Regions from separate parts of the Homo sapiens genome. Here region 2 is linked to region 1. A link is an interaction called in ENCODE POLR2A ChIA-PET data of the cell type or tissue named here. Cell type or tissue: PC-9. All regions are shown on one strand. Links, peaks and the distances in the headings refer to the core of each region. The heading gives the core; the rest is flanking DNA.

Evidence for each region. Peaks named below come from ENCODE experiments on the same cell type or tissue, not always from the same donor. Only the 100,000 strongest peaks of a DNase experiment are listed, where the experiment ranks them.
Region 2: POLR2A ChIA-PET joins it to region 1 with 7 read pairs; 5 of 35 experiments call an interaction of 5 or more read pairs at or near these places.

The regions. Positions count from the first base shown.
Region 1 is chr2:55,038,690-55,046,806 of GRCh38, forward strand. The region is part of intron 1 of RTN4 (reticulon 4); the gene reads right to left. Among named protein-coding and RNA genes, the nearest start is that of RTN4, 7.7 kb to the right of the region's middle. In PC-9, for the core only: no CTCF peak of the experiment used is centred there; no DNase peak of the experiment used is centred there; H3K4me3 peaks cover 2,844 bases; H3K27ac peaks cover 2,779 bases.
Region 2 is chr2:54,858,891-54,867,007 of GRCh38, forward strand. EML6 (EMAP like 6) reads left to right here. Exons shown (of 42, transcript NM_001039753.4): 12 at 644-811; 13 at 4,893-4,999; 14 at 7,876-7,994. Among named protein-coding and RNA genes, the nearest start is that of EML6-AS1, 110 kb to the left of the region's middle. In PC-9, for the core only: no CTCF peak of the experiment used is centred there; no DNase peak of the experiment used is centred there.

The DNA of each region.
Region 1 (8,117 bases), core at 2,023-6,022:
AGTTAAGCAACTTCTTATAAAGTTAAATATATAGTTACCCCATGACTCAGCAATTCTACTCTCAAGTATTTACCTAAGAGAAATGAAAATATATGCATACAAAAATGTCTATGTAAGAATGTTCACAGCATTTTGTTCATAGTAGCCAAAAACTATAATCCAAACATCCAACGAGTGAATACATAATTAAACTGTGCTATTCTTAGCATGGAATACCACTCAGCAGTTAAAAGGAACAAATTACTGATACCTGCAGCATCATTAGTAAGTCTTAAAAGCATCATGCTGAATGCAAGTAGCCAAGCACAAAATGTATGATTCCATTCATATGATTGATGCTTTAAAATACGTAAAACTAATCTATGATGAAAGAAATCAAAACAGTAGTTGTTTGGGATTGGTGTTGCGGGTAGGAACCAGAGCAAAGAATTGAAGGACTGACTGCTAAGGACCCAAGAGATCTTTCTAGGATGATAGAAATGTTCTATATCTTGTCAGAGGTGTGGATAAACTAATGTACGCATTTGTCAAAATGTAAAACTGTTGAAACTTAAAATTTATGCATTTTACTGCATGTAAATTATATCTTAATAAAAACATTAAGGTGAAAAAGGTGTATGGGCATTCTTCAACAAATAAATTGCAGAGAGAGAGAGACCACAAGCAAGGGAGAACTCATCGATAGATTAAAAGACTAATAAATCAAATTGATCTATTGTAATATGTGGACCTTACTCGAATTCTGATTCTAACTGTAAAAATAAAAAGAAAGAAAGAAAGACCATTTATGACATTCAGTAAATAATAGTCAATGTGAGGCCAGGCGCGCTCGCTCACACCAGCACTTTGGGGGGCCGAGGCAGGTGAATCACCTGAGGTCAGGAATTCGAGACCAGCCTGCCCAATATGGTGAAACCCCATCTCTACTAAAAATACAAAAATTAGCCAGGTGTAGTGTTGGGTGCCTGTAATCACAGCTACTCGGAGACTGAGGCAGGAGAATCACTTGAACCCAGGAGGTGGAGGTTGCAGTGAGCCAAACTTACACCACTGCACTCCAGCCTGGGTGACAAGAGTGAAACTCCATCTCTAAATAAATAAATGGAAATGTGAACATTAGCTGGATGCTTGATACTAATTCTATTGTATTGAAGACATTTTAACCGTAGTTTTACCCTCAACTCTTTTAGTATTCCATTAAAATATATACATGTTTGAGTCTATCAATCTTAAACTTAACCATATCCCCTGCAACATATTTCATTAACAAAATTTTAATAAGGGAACAAGAGTAAGTTTGGTTGATGAGAGAGGGTAAATGAGAAGGTATGTTGTAGGTGGCAGTTTCTCAGTCCTTGTTCAAAAGTGATGTCTTATAGCCCTAATCCTTATGGCAGATCTCTGTGCAGTACATATAGCCTATAAAATATAATGAAATACTAACTTGATCTTCTATATTCTGATTTTCAATAATTCACCTATGCAAGCAAAAGCATCTAACAAAGTTTTTATCAAGTTATTTTATATAAAATTTGGTTTTTATACAAAATTAAAATATCAGAATTTGATAAAATAAAACTTTCCATAATTTAACAATGATGTTGATGAATTGAGACTGAAGTTCTAGACTATGAAAGGGATTTATAACACAGATACAAGCATCTTTGGTAACCTCTTCAGAAGAGAATAAATAAAAGTAAATTCCCTTATTTTCTGAGATCAAAACCTCTAGTAGCTTAAAAAAAAAAAGTTGTAACACTTTTAGGTCACCTCCATCTACGGTTGTCAGGGCACTGAGATAAATGAACTCAATAATGGCACCTTCCATTTAGGCGAGTTTATAAATCAACCTACAAAGTTGGGGAGAAAGAACACGTAGGCAGACCTGGAATCCTTAAGTAAGCTTCTCTCTTTCCACAAAAGCAGTTCACAGATCTGTAAATATGTCCTGTAAGGCCAATCACAAAACTCCTCTGGTTTTAAGAGCAGAAAATTCTTTACAACTAAGGGCCTGTATTTTTTCCTTCATCTGCTACCTATACCTCTCATAAGTACAACCTCTATTCATCTTTCTTGTCCTCTTACTCAGCCCTAGGCCTAGTTAAAAAAAAAAAGGAATATATTAATTTTTTTCTTAATATTGAACTTCCAAGAGACCACCAATATAAGCAGCAACTCCAAACTCTTGAACAACAAAACTTTATAAACTTTCTGTATCTGTGGTAACAATTCCATCAATGAGAAAAACAAGCTATTAAAGAAATAATTATTTTTGAAAAGTAGAGGGCCACCTATGTAAAGAGACTGCTTTAAAAAAAAAAAATCCAGTATTTGGCAGCTATAGCTCCTAATACAAGAGTACAGAGAATATTTCTTTCTTTCTCAACACAATTTTTTTTTTTTTTTGGAAATGAAAAAGCAGGAAGACTTAGCTTTCTTTCTCAGTCAATTATCAATTGAAAAGAGAGAGCCAAATACCTGTATAATTCAGTATGTTACAAGGAGGCTAGAATATTTATTTTTAAAAGTCTCTAGTTCACCTAATTATATGCTAAATTTTTTTTAAATACATGTTAATAAAAACCACGTGTTTATGGAAAAATACACAATATCAACACCGAATGTATTTCAATTCTCCCCAAAATTAATCCATAAATGTAATGCAACCTACTAAAACTCCAACAGAGGGAGAGGGGACAAGATAAAAAAAATTTTAAGATGAAGTAGAAAATTATACACACATAAGATAGCCAAGAAAAATATTTATGGAAAAGCCGTTTAGCTAGTATTTAAAAATTATAGCACAACAGTCTGATACTTCTGTGTGAACTGACAGATAAATGGAAAAGCAGAGGAAATATTTCACCCATACTACAAGAATATGACAAAAATGGTACTTCAAAGTGGTTAAGAAGGATAATTCAAAATAAAAGGTATTGGAACAAATGGGAAATAATCTTGAAATATAAAATTATTTCACTACTTCACTCTCTAGAACAAAACAAACTGCAAATAAATCAAATAATTAAATGTTAAAATGAAATCATAAAAAGTATAAAAGTACTTACTAGGAGTAAACATGGGGGAAAATTTTTATGATCCTCAAGAAGGATTTTCTAAGGATTACATAAAACTCAATGACTTTTTTCACTTTTATGACTCAAAGTCATAAAAGAAAATGATAAATCTGACTACATAAAAATTTCTAAACAGAAAAACATACCATATGGTCAAAATACAAATAACAAATCAATAAAAAGTTTTCAAGACATATGACAAAAGGCTAGTTTCCTTACAATGCAGATTAAGTGAATCTACATACATGAGACCAAAAACCCAAAAGAATAGGCAAAAGCTGTGATCAGAAAAAATTTGACACCTAAGCCTATGAAAAATGACTCAAATTTAAAAGAACAATTTGCTAAACAATGTATTAGTTCACTAATATACTGTGTTGGTAAAGATATAAGGGAAAAGGTACCTTAACAGGTTGGTGGGAATAAAGGTTGGAACCATTCTTTGAATGACACTTTGGCATTAGCTACCAACATTTTAAATGCAAATATCCTTTGAAGCAGTAATTCTACTTGCACAGATTTATCCTACAACATATATAATGGCATGTATTCCCAAAGAAGTGTATACAAGAGTGTTCACAGAAATAGTATTTGTAAGAGAAAAAACTAAGTATCAACCTAAATAACCATCAATAAGGGACTGATTAAATAAAATATGGTACATCCCCAGAGTCCTCTGCATCTATTTTTGTGGAAAATAAAGTGAAAAGGATATACATGTATAAATAAATATTTATCCACAGATTATCTCTAAACAGATACTCAAGAAACTACTAACAGAGGGTGGATCTACAGAAGACAATTTGTGGAAATCTGGGTAACAGGTAGAAAGAGTTACTTTTCTGTGTATTCTTGTAGTACTGTTTGGAATTGTTACCTTGTATACATAAATAAATAAATGCTTTCGTAAGATTTGGGATTTTTATTGAGAGAAGATATTATAGTAATTCTAGAACTATACAGAATATGAAGATCAGCATCTTTCTCATTCAACAAACTGAGTGCCTATCACATCTAAGGCACTGCAATGCAGACACAATGCATACAGTCCTTTTCCTCAAAGAAAAAGGTCACAGCACCTTTCCTCAAGGAGTACACTGTCTGGTGGAGGAAAGAAATCAGTAACCATACCATTACCTTATATAGAATGATATATACTATGAAGAGGTAAGAACAGAATATTATGGAAACACGTGATGAAAGCAACTTAAAAATCAATGATCATCATTCCAAGAAACATAAATATCAATAGCTTAAATATGAAATTATCAACTCCTCCTTTGGGGTTAAAAAGGATGATGATGGCATTAGTCTGAGAAAATCTTAGCATCAGTAAAGCTGGGTCTCATCATTTTGCATACCTATGTCCTGCACTAGCTATCCACAAAGGTCACATTCATTCAAACACTACTGAGAACTATGGTTTTACCATTACAGTTCCCATCCCTAGTGCTGTCATCCTCAGAAGAACCTGATCCCTTTAGAAACAGGAACAAAAAGTCTCAAAGAATGTACCATAAGTATAGTATATCTGCAACATTTACTTCTATTTATTTAAGGGTTCCAGGGAAGAATCAAGAAATAGCCATTCAGTTTATACTTTTATCCTGGGCTAGCAAAGTACCTTAAAAAGGAACCATTAAATTGAGGCTTTGAATCAAGTTATTCTAATAAGTTGCTTGAAGGTATATTATGAAAATAAATGGCGGGGCACAGTGGCTCACACCTGTAATTTCAACACTTTCAGAAGTCGAGGTGGGAGAACTGCTTGAGCCCAGGAGTTCAAGACCAACCTGGCCAACATAGTAAGACCCCATCTTTAAAAAAATAAAAATAAGGCTGGGAGCAGTGGCTCACACCTGTAATCCCAGAATTGTGGGACACCGAGGCAGGTGGGTCACCTGAGGTCAGGAGTTCAAGACCAGCCTGGCCAACATGGTGAAACCCCGTCTCTACTAAGAATACAAAAATTAGCCAGGTGTGGTGGCACATGCCTGTGGTCCCAGCTACTCGGGAGGCTGAGGCAGGAGAATTGCTGGAACCTAGGAGGTGGAGGTTGCAGTGAGCCAAGATTGCGCCACTGCACTCCAGCCTGGGCTACAGAGCAAGACTCCACCTCAAAAATAAAATAAAATAAAAATAAAAATAAAAATATATTTAGGCTGGGTGTGGTGGCTCACGCCTGTAAACCCAGCACTTCGAGAAGACTGCTTGACCTCAGGAATTTGAGCCCAGCCTGGGCAACATGGCGAAACCCTATCTGCACGAAAAACACAAAAATTAGCCGGGCGTGGTGGTACGTGCCTGTGGTCCCAGCTAGTTGGGAGGCTGAGGTGGCAGGATCACTTGAGCCCAGAAGATGAGGCTGCAGTGAGCCAAGACTGCACCACTATACTTTAGCCTGGGTGAAAGAGCAAGACCCTGTCTCCAAAATATAAATACATAAATATAAAAGTTTTTTTAAAAAATTTTAAAAATAGCCAGCATGGTGGTGTGCACCTGTAGTCTCAGCTACCTGGGGGGCTGAAGTGGGAGGACTGCTTAAGCCCAGGAGGTCAAGGGTATAGTGAGCCATAATCATGCCACTGCACTCCAGCCTGAGCGACAGAGTAAGACTCTGTCTCAAAAGAAACAAACAAACAAACAAACAAACAAAAAAACTTGCCAGGCATGGTGGCTCATGCCTGTAATCCCAGCACTTTGGGAGGTCCAGGCAGGAGGATTGCTTCAGGCCCCAAGTTTGAGACCAGCCTGGACAAAAGTGAGACCATTGTTTTTTGGTTTTTAGATTTTTAAAAAGAAAATAACTACACATAAAACAAAGCCAATTAATGGACAATAGGTAACATGCTCCTTTTCAGAAATGTTTTTATAACATGGCAAATCCTTTAAGTTTACAATAATATAGCACTAAAATAGCATGTTTTCTAAACACTATTCCATGCAGTTATTTATCAGTGGTTCCACATATACCCATCACTTCATTTTAAAAAGGATTTGAGAGAGTTTGCAAATCACTAAAAAAAAAAAAAAAAAAAAAAAAAGACCACAAATTTGACACTCAGTTGCCCAGGAACCAATCTGAAACATAATTCACCATATCCATGAGGAGTATACTACTTATTCCCAACTTTTAAAAATAAGAAATGGCTTAACCAGAAATTATTCAGAATCACAAAAATGAAAGTGGGGAATGGACAGGGCATGACTTTCTTGTGTTTAGAAGCATCCACTTCCTGGGAACTTGGACTTTATATTAAGAACTGATACCTAATATTTAAACCATATGTCACTCAAAATCTTAAAATTTCTAATACATGCTACTACGCCAATAAAAATGATCATATAATAAATGGCTTCATGATAGTAAAAACTAGTAATTTTTAAGCCCCAACCCATAATCTGTATTTATGAGCAATATTCAATTTTATACAAATTTTCATGGCAATTAAATTTTGGCAGTCTCTGAAACTGATTTAATAAGCACTAATATTCTTTTCTTTGTCTTTACATTCATGGTTTCCAAGTCCTATCAATTCGTCTTTCATACAGCCTCTTCGTAAACTAACTATAAAAACAGATTCACAGCCAATTAAAGAAAGCGTGCTTCTTATACTCTTATATTCCTCCCTTCTATTCCATTTTCACTGAATGAACAAATAATGAAATAGTTCAGGCCCTACTCATCTTTCTCAGAACTACTGTAATAGCTTTCTAAATAATTCATCTGCTTTTCCTTCCCACCTATCTTGAATATTGTCACCAATTTTCTAATACTGCTTTCACGGTGCCTTGCCTCAGTTCAAATAACCTTCAATGGCTGTCTTCCCAAAGCCAAAAGCTCTAATTCGAGAAGGGGTGAAAAACAATAACTTTAGAAACAACAATTAAAAAAAACAATTTTGGTTTCATAATATAAATTACCAAAAGCAAGGGCAACTGGATAGCAGAGCATGGATTAAAGTGGAATGATAAAATCCAAATTCCTTAATTTGGCATTCAGTATCTTTCAGAATCCAGATCTACATATTTTCGGTCTTAATTAACCTTGGTTTAGAACATGTCCAGAGACCAGTTCGAAGTCACCCTTAATTATGTTTGCACTGCTCTCAAATCGATTTCTAGCCAGAGTTTTCTGCGCATATCCTCAAAGCCTAACTTAACCAACCACTAAGCCAAGTATTTTCCCATGAAAAATGGCCCTCAAGTGAGAGGTTTTAGTCTCACTTCAGTTACTGCATTGCGATGGAGATGCTCTGGGCACAACAGCAAACAGTAAAATTACAACTTATTAACAGATGAAAATCAGGGCTTACTCATAAATAACGTAAACAGCAATGTTAAACAGACAAGTGTCAGTGATCTAGAAACCCTCTCTTCCAGGCAGGCTAGTCTATGCTTCTAACCCTGCTCTGCACATTTCTCACCTTTGTCTCACATCAGTCCTCTCAGTAGCCCTGAATCTTCCAAACTTATTTTAGTTCCAAAATCACAATATAATTATTTAATAAGCATATTTTTATTTTTTTAAAAAGCTAAACATTTTTACCATTGCCTGTTAGAGACCCCCAATGATCTGGGTGGGTAAGGCCACCTCTTCACTCTCCCACTAGTTTTTCTCACTAGTCTTACACTAGATTCTCAGACACAAAGAGCTCATTCCTGCCTCAGGGTTTTGCCCTGAAGTTGCTTGGAAATGTTTTCTCTCTGCAGCTCAAATCTCACCTTCTAAGCCTGTCTTAGTGTCACCTAACCTAAAAAAGCCCCCATAAATCCCCATCATTCTCTATGCCATTATCCTGTTTATTTTCCTCATAACACCACTATTCTGGGTTCTTTATTTATGTGCTTATTATCTGTACTCTCCCAAGGGGGAGCATGTGTCTTGCTTATTGCTATACCCTCAAAGCTTAGAATAGATCCTGTCTCTTGGTAGGTAATCAATAATGGGTTGAATTAATGAACAAACTCTTGAATGCATTAAGAAATCCAGACACATTGAAAATGGTTAACTATCCACAACCATAATCACAATGTTCT
Region 2 (8,117 bases), core at 2,484-6,483, 180 kb before region 1:
TACCATGGACTTTGGGGTTCTAGGCCTCCATGTAAGATGGACCCTGCTTATTACTCGAGTGCCTTGATGCCGCTGTGTACTGAGCATATGCTGATATGCTGAAGGCTTTACTACTGTAGTTCAACCACAAATATCACTTCAAGTAGCTTTTTCTATTGCACTCACTACCTGGGGTTAGTGTTCACTGAGTAAAGCAACCAGTTTAAGGAGGAAAAAATGATTCTCCAAACTCTATGTCTACGTGACTCCAAACAATAATTTTATTTCCATAGAATTATTTTCTGTTTCCCTGTTAAACAGGATTGCCTGTCTTATCTTTCATTTAAATAAGAATGTGTAAGATGTTCATTCTCTGTCATTTATTTTCAGAATCAGTGAAGCAGTAGGCATTATTTGGAACAGGTTCAGATGTGTCTTTAGCCACAGGGCTTAAATTTTACGACCTATTTTTAGCTTACTGCATATTGGAATAATTGAGATATATTTTGAAGCATTTGGTTATTTGTTACAATATGTAAGACGGAACATCGTTTTCAGATATATTTAAAGATTTTACTCTTCAACATGAACAGAAGGGGGGTTGTTTTAAACTAATGAACTCTTCTTTTTTCATAACTAATCCTCTCAAAAAATATTCTTTCAGGAGCCAAATTTAGAAAGTATGTGGGCCATTCTGCACATGTCACAAATGTCCGCTGGTCCCATGACTTTCAGTGGGTGTTGAGCACAGGAGGGGCTGATCACTCAGTTTTCCAGTGGAGGTTTATTCCAGAAGGTGTCAGCAACGGCATGCTGGAAACTGCACCCCAAGGTAAACCCAGCAATAATTTCTTAACATCATTTTATTTTTCAATAGGCATTTCAAAGAATGGTCTAACATGTATTCTATAGGTAAAGGATTTAAGCAATTTTGGAAAATTGATTCCTGTAATCTTAAAATTTTAAGATAAGAAGAAACTTTAAAGATTAACATGGGTCAGTTGGATAATTTTCTTCAAAGGAAGTTGCTATACCAAATGCAAGTTGAGCAGGACGTCAGCAACGTGACATCTGCAATGTCAGAATAGGAAGCTCCTGACACTCCCTCCACTCATGGACACCAAATACACATTGATTCGCAGGTCCATTCTCTCTGAGAGAAAGTCATACAAGTTGAGAAACTCCTACCCACCAGGCAACTGAGAAAACATCCACATTGGGTAGGTAGGAAAAGCTGAGGCACACTCTGGCAGGAACCCTACCCTGCGCACTGCTTCCTGAAATCAGGACAGGAATCCCCACCACCCAACCTCTCCCTGTGGAGAGAATGGTTTGGACCTCACACATAGTGCCCTAACTCTAGGTTACCCGTGGACTGGCTCTTAATTCACCAACTCTGGGAGTAGAGGGAGTTAGACATTTGGGAGTCTCTAGACCATGGGAAAGAAGCCTCGGTTTGATACAAGTGCTCAAGCCTTCCAGGGACTTCATCCCCTGGAGCAGTTCTGAGAAGGAGCTTAAAAAATGCAGCCCAGTTTCTACCTAGAAGGGGTTTATGACACATTTCCGGAGGCTACTTGGCGGCCTGGCTTCTAACCAATATGCAACAGGGATTTAGAGGGGCAGACACACATTAACCCAGCTGGCAGCCTAAGAAACAGACCTCTGAGCCTCCTCCCATGACTCATCCCATCAGTAACTCCAGATCTAATAATATACTCTGGAAGGAGTTTGTCCACACATTGAGCTCCCCAACTTTTATAGCTTCCACTCAAGGAAATGCATCCTAAACCTCCCACTTCGGGGAGCAGAGGGGGCAAAGTATATGAATGTCTGTCTAGACCATAGAGAAAGGTGGCAGTTTTATATGGACTTGTAGGCACTTGCAGCGGCTTCTTCTCTTAGGAGTGGTGACGAGAAGGTGCTATAAGAATGCAGCTCCTCATTTCTCCCCAGATGGGGTTTATGCCATGTGTTGAATGCCCAACTTTTACAGCTACCTCCCAGAGGACTCCATCCTAAACCTCTTTGCTCTGGGAGCAGAAGGGACTAGGAATATTCTAGTCTTCCTATATCACAGAACAGAGATGTGGTCTTAAATGGGTTTACAAACACTTACAGGAGTGACATCCCCTTGGAGCAGTGCAGAAAAAGGTTGGGAATGTGCAGCTCCCATTTTTTTTCTCCAGAAGGGGCTTACAGCATACACTTCCAATGCTACTTGATGGCCTGCCATCAAATGATTTCCATCAAGGAGCTAACAGGGCAAACATATAATAGCCTTCCAGCAGCCAGAGCTCAGCACTTCATGAGCCTTTGCTCTGGCTCGCCCCAGTGATAAATCTAAGCCTACCCATACTTACTGGAAAAAGTTTGGTCATACACCAAGTGCCACACCTTCTATAGCTCCCACCTGTCTCCTTAATGAACTAGCTCTGGAAATTGATGGGGCTTCGCATTCCTGAGTGGACTTAAACCACAGAAAATGAAGAGGTAGAGGTACAATGGGCCCACTTCAGGAGTTATCTCCCCAGGATCAGAGGGTACAGCCTAAATGTGAGTACAGGCATTTGTCACAGATTCTCTACCTGGCTTAGTGCAGAAAAAGTGAGCGGTAAATGACTGTGCTCAGCTTCACTGTGAAGATAGAAGGAATTGAAACACATAGTCCACCCTCCAACCCTTCTAGCTACATCAAAAGTGTCTTGATGTCTTCCCCCCTTTACAGTCTTGCGGTACCAACAGGACATGGCACATCTTAAGCTCTAGGGGCCACCAAAACAGACAATAGTCTGGACAAACACAGATTTGAGAGGCACCTTAAAACCATTGGCCAGTCAGATTGGTGAGATCCTTCTCCTATACAAGGCCAGTCTGACGAGATAGGGAGAGGTTTTTTGTTTTTTTTTTTTTTTTAATCTAATGCACAGAAACCAACACACAGTGTCAGTGACAATGAAGAAATGAAATTCCAGATAAACGAGCAAGACATCTCCAGAAAGCAACCCCAGTTAAGTAGAGATATGTGATTTACCCAACAGGGAATTCAAAATAATAGTCATAAAGACCCTCACTGAGGTCAAGAGAGCAATATAAGAACAAATTGAGAACTTTAGAGATAGAAGGTGTTTTTTAAAACTACTCAATGAGTTTTGGTACTTTTGAAATACTTTCTCTGAGGATTGGCTGAGCACGTTGACTCATGACTGTAATCCCAGCACTTTGGGAGGCTAAGGCGGGTGGATCACTTGAGGTTAGGAGTTTGAACACCAGCCTGGCCAACATGGTGAAACACCCTGTCTCTACTAAAAATACAAAAATTAGCCAGGCAAGGTGGAGCACATCTGTAATCCCAGCTACAGGGGAGGCTGAGGCAGGAGAATTGCTTGAACCGGGAGGTGAAGGTTGCAGTGAGCCACGATTGTGCCACCGCACTCCAGCCTGGGTGACATAACATGACTCCATCTCTAAAAAAAAAAAAAAAAAAAAAAAAAAACTTTCTCTGAAGAGTACTGCCACTGAACTGAAAAATTCAATAGAGAGGTTCAACAGCAGACTAGATTAAGCAGAAGAAAGGAACAGTGAACTTGGAAAGACAGATTACTGGGAACCATCCAATCTGAGAAACAAAAAGAAAAAGAGTAAAGATAGCTTAGAGACTTAGGGTGGTCCAACAACTTACGTGTTACCAACATGCCAAAAAGAGAAGAGAGAGAAATGGGCAGAAAACATGTTCAAGGAAATAATGGCAGAAAAATTCCCAAGCCTAGGAAAGAAAATAAAGCCAAATCTAGGAAGCGCAAAGGACACGAGTAAGATGAATCCAAAAAGATGTACCCCAAGAAACATCTTAAATGATCAAAAGTTAAAGGCAGAGCATTATAAGTAGTCAGGGAAAAGAGAATCATCACACATAAGGAAACCTCTATAAAACCATCAGCAGATTTCCCAAATGCAAGTTGAAGGTCTAAGGTTTACGTGAAGAATTAACCCTTGGGGGATAACAGGAGAGGATACATTTCAGCTTCCTTAGGACAATTGTAACAGGCAGTGGGTCTGTTCAGTCAGGCTGCAGGGGAACAGGGTAACCTTTGAAATGTAAGTGGCCTTCAGAATGGGGCTCAAGCAGTGGTTCACGGTTGGGGCCTATGTGTTCCAATTCAGTGGACATGTATGTAGTCTTTTCATTTATCTCTGATGTCAGCAGGCATGAGCAGGTGATAAAATGAAAAATTATTTGAATAAATGTTGACAAGAGTTCTGTGGTGGTTTGGGCCATGACAATTACCAACACTTGGGTGGGCATGGTTAAAAGGCTAAAGAGGATCTGTATTGAAGTAAATGGTTGGGTTTATTTTTGCCCTAGCCTTTCACTTTTTAAAACCTGCCCATTTTACAAAACAAAGCTTAAAACCCAGGTATCTGCTATCTAATAGAAATGTGTAAATGACCAACCTAGGCAATGTGGTGAAACCCTGTCCCTACAAATAAAATTTAAAAATTAACTGGGCATGGTGGTACGCATCTCTGTAGTCCCAGCTGCCAGGAGGCTGAGGTGGGAGGATTGCTTGAGCCCCGGAGGAGGAGGTTGTAGTGAGCTGAGATTGTGCCACTGCGTTCCAGCCTAGGAGACAGACCCTGTCTCAAAAAAAGTATAAATGAGTTTAGTCTGCCTGGTGGGTGGTGTGGGGAAGGAAGTTGGCCTAGTCTGTTAATGTTCCTGAAAGGAGTGAAGGGTGGGCTGAACTAAACCAAAAGGTGAAAGAAAGATGTTTTAACAATTTATATTAAATGAAAACTATGGTATAGTTTTTATTTACTTTGCTAGGATAAAAGGAAAAATATTTTAGATAATTTCAGTTGCTCAGAGTCTCAGAATTTTTGCTTGTTTCTTGTGGGTTGTATCTCTGCAGAAGGTGGAGCTGATTCCTACAGTGAAGAATCTGATTCAGATTTATCTGATGTGCCCGAACTGGACTCTGATATTGAGCAAGAAGCTCAAATCAATTATGATCGCCAGGTCGGTAAGCAGGGAGCAATGAAAATTTGTAACCCCAGAAGGGGATCTCATTCCTGGATTTGGACATAGCACTAAAAATGACTGGCACTTAGACAAAGAGAATTGAGGCAAAAACAAGAAAAATAGTCTACTTTGTGCCTTTAAGTGCAGGTTAAAACCGACGTGTTTACCCAATCATACCATTAAAATTTATTTCAGCAGAAAGTAATTGCAAAGTTTGAAAACTGAACCCCTGGTATTTGGGCTTTTTGCCTCCCTAGCACCTAAAACTTTAAAATATATTTTGAAGAAAAATGTGCAAGTAAGCCATAGGTCTTTTTTCACTTTCTTAGCAGATTATGAAAGCATGTGTTTCCTTTACAAGGATGGATACCCTTGAGGCATGGTGGTTTGCATGTGAGCTTGTTAGCCCGGTTTTTCTATTAACTTACTGCAACCATTATCCATTTAATCAAAGTAATTATCTACTTAAAGTAAAAGCTCAAATAAAATGTGTATTAATCTCTCCAGTCAGAAATTACCTCTAGTAGGAAAGCTGATCAGCTGACTTCAGTTTTTTTGGAAGTTGACATATCATTTTAGCACTAAACAGTGTTAAAGCAATCCCTCAGCGGAATCTGAACACATACCACCTTGTTACAGCAATAACCATGGGGGTTCTCTTTTTCTTTCTTGTCACTTAACAAAGATATGTGAAGCAGATTCTGTACATGAATGTGGAATGAATAAGACTTCAAATTTCAGATACATGAACTGTAAGTGTCGCCAATAGAGATTTAAGATATAGGCCTATGGCAGCTACCATGTGTTGAAAGAAGTAAAGTAACTTGCCCATGTCCACGTTGCTTGTCGTATTAGGATAACAATGCTTACCTAGGCTTATCTCCAAAGTGCACATTCTATGCACTACTTGGTTTGCCTCTATATAAGCATTAAATTGGAATATTTTTCAGCCCATAATCATCAGTCATTGATTCAGAGTTTGAAAAATTGTGTTCGTACCAAGACAGTTTAATGGTTTGGGTCAGCCCCATGACGAAATCATCTTGACTGTGCATTGACACATTGTATTATGCAATATGACTACTAAAAAGGACTTGAAAAGAGATTATTGTCTGTGGCCATACAACCCTGAACGTAGTCAATCTTGCCTGAAAGGAAATTATTAATGTGGAAATATTATGCAAACACTAAACAATATTATACTCTGGTATCAGGAGACAATAAAATTTAAACACAATACAGAATTTAGGAAAAGAAATCTTTAATTGGGAAGTGTTTGTTTAATAAAATGGTGCTAGTAGAAGAATGAAAAGGGACCAGGCACAGTGGCTCATTCCTGTAATACCGATGCTTTGGGAGGACAAAGTGGGAGCATCACTTGAGACCAGGAGCTTGAGACCAGCCTAGTTAACACAGTCTCTGTATCTACAAAAAAAAAAAAAAACTGCTGGGCATTTGCCTGTAGTCCCAGCTACTCAGGAAGCTGAGGTGGGAGGATTGCCTGAGCCCAGGAGATTGAGGGCTACAAGCCACTGTACTCCAGTCTGGGCAACAGAGCAAGACCCTGTCTCTAAGAAAAATAAATAAAAGAATGAAAAGGTAGACTTAAAATTCATGCCTACGACTTAAACAGTTTGAATATCCTTAATGTGAAAATCTGAATTCTCCAAAATCCAAAACTTCGTAAGTACTGGTTTGATGCTCAAAGGAAATGTGCATTGGAGCATTTTGTGTTTTGGTTTTGGATTTGGAATGCTCAACCAGTAAGTATAATGCAAATATTCCAAGATCTGAAAAAAATCTGAAATCCAAAACATTTCTGATCCCAAACATTTCAGATAAGGAATACTCAACCTGTATATTCTCCCTGACATGTCACTTTCCAATGCTTTCACCGATATTTGATTTACATTCACAATATTCCTGAGTTATTCCTTAACAGGGATTTTTTAACTCAATTTTACAGATGAGAATTTGAAGCCCACAGAGGTTATGAGACCCATTTAAACAATAGAAATATCAAGACTAGAATTCATTGCTCTAAAGTAAATAGTTGGTGAGCTGATGAAAGCATCATGAATTAAGTTGAATAATAATCTTTAGATTCTAGAAGCTTGGTTAATTGCATCTGTAGTAGACAAAACAGTAGTGAGAGTTCTTCTGACCTTTTACAAATGATTTTTGATCAAATCCTAAACAGGGGCCTTATATTTTATGATTTTTAAAAGAGTTTGATTAAATAAAAACTTGATGAAGATGAGAAATTATTACTAGATTGGATTTGATTCTCCACCTGTTAAATGGACATTTCTTGGTAGTAAAGTATAAATACACAGTAAACAACAGATGGGTTTTTATATGCGTTTAAATGGTACAATCAGCAGCACGTTTTAGGTCCCAAGTTAGACCAAGATTGATCTTTGCTCTGTATCTCAGATCTGTTAAGATGCATGAAGCTATGAAGTGAATGTGATTCCAAAGAGGGATTTCAGGAGAAAATTGTCATGACTCATGAGGTCCACATTTTTCAACTGTCAGAATCAGTAAGAGATTTCTGGCCTTAGAAGAAATAAAACAAACTATTTTATTTATATTTTACTGATACTTAATTTCCTTTAAAATTTACTGATATATTTTCTAGACATTAAGAAAACAGTAACAAATCAAGAAAGATTATTTTAAAATCCCAATTATTTAAAAAATAGTTCATATTAGTTTTATTCATTAGGAAAAAGTAATATTCATTCTCATGTCTTAAGTTTTCAAAGACATTTTATTGAAGCAATTAAAGATTTTACAAGAATGTCAAGATGCTGATATTTTTGGAACCTGATGAAAGGCATCTCACCCAGATGTTTCTGTTGTACTTTAAGGTTTACAAAGAAGATCTACCTCAGCTAAAGCAACAAAGTAAAGAGAAAAACCACGCAGTGCCCTTCCTCAAACGAGAAAAGGCTCCTGAGGACAGCTTGAAACTCCAGTTCATACACGGGTGGGTGGCCTGTCATGGGCGCCCGTATGTGTTCCTCTGTCTCTGCCTGGCTGTCACCAACCTTAGCACCAGGCTTAAGGGATCCCCTCCCCTCAGTGTCGTCCTCCTCCTGGCTAGCTCTTC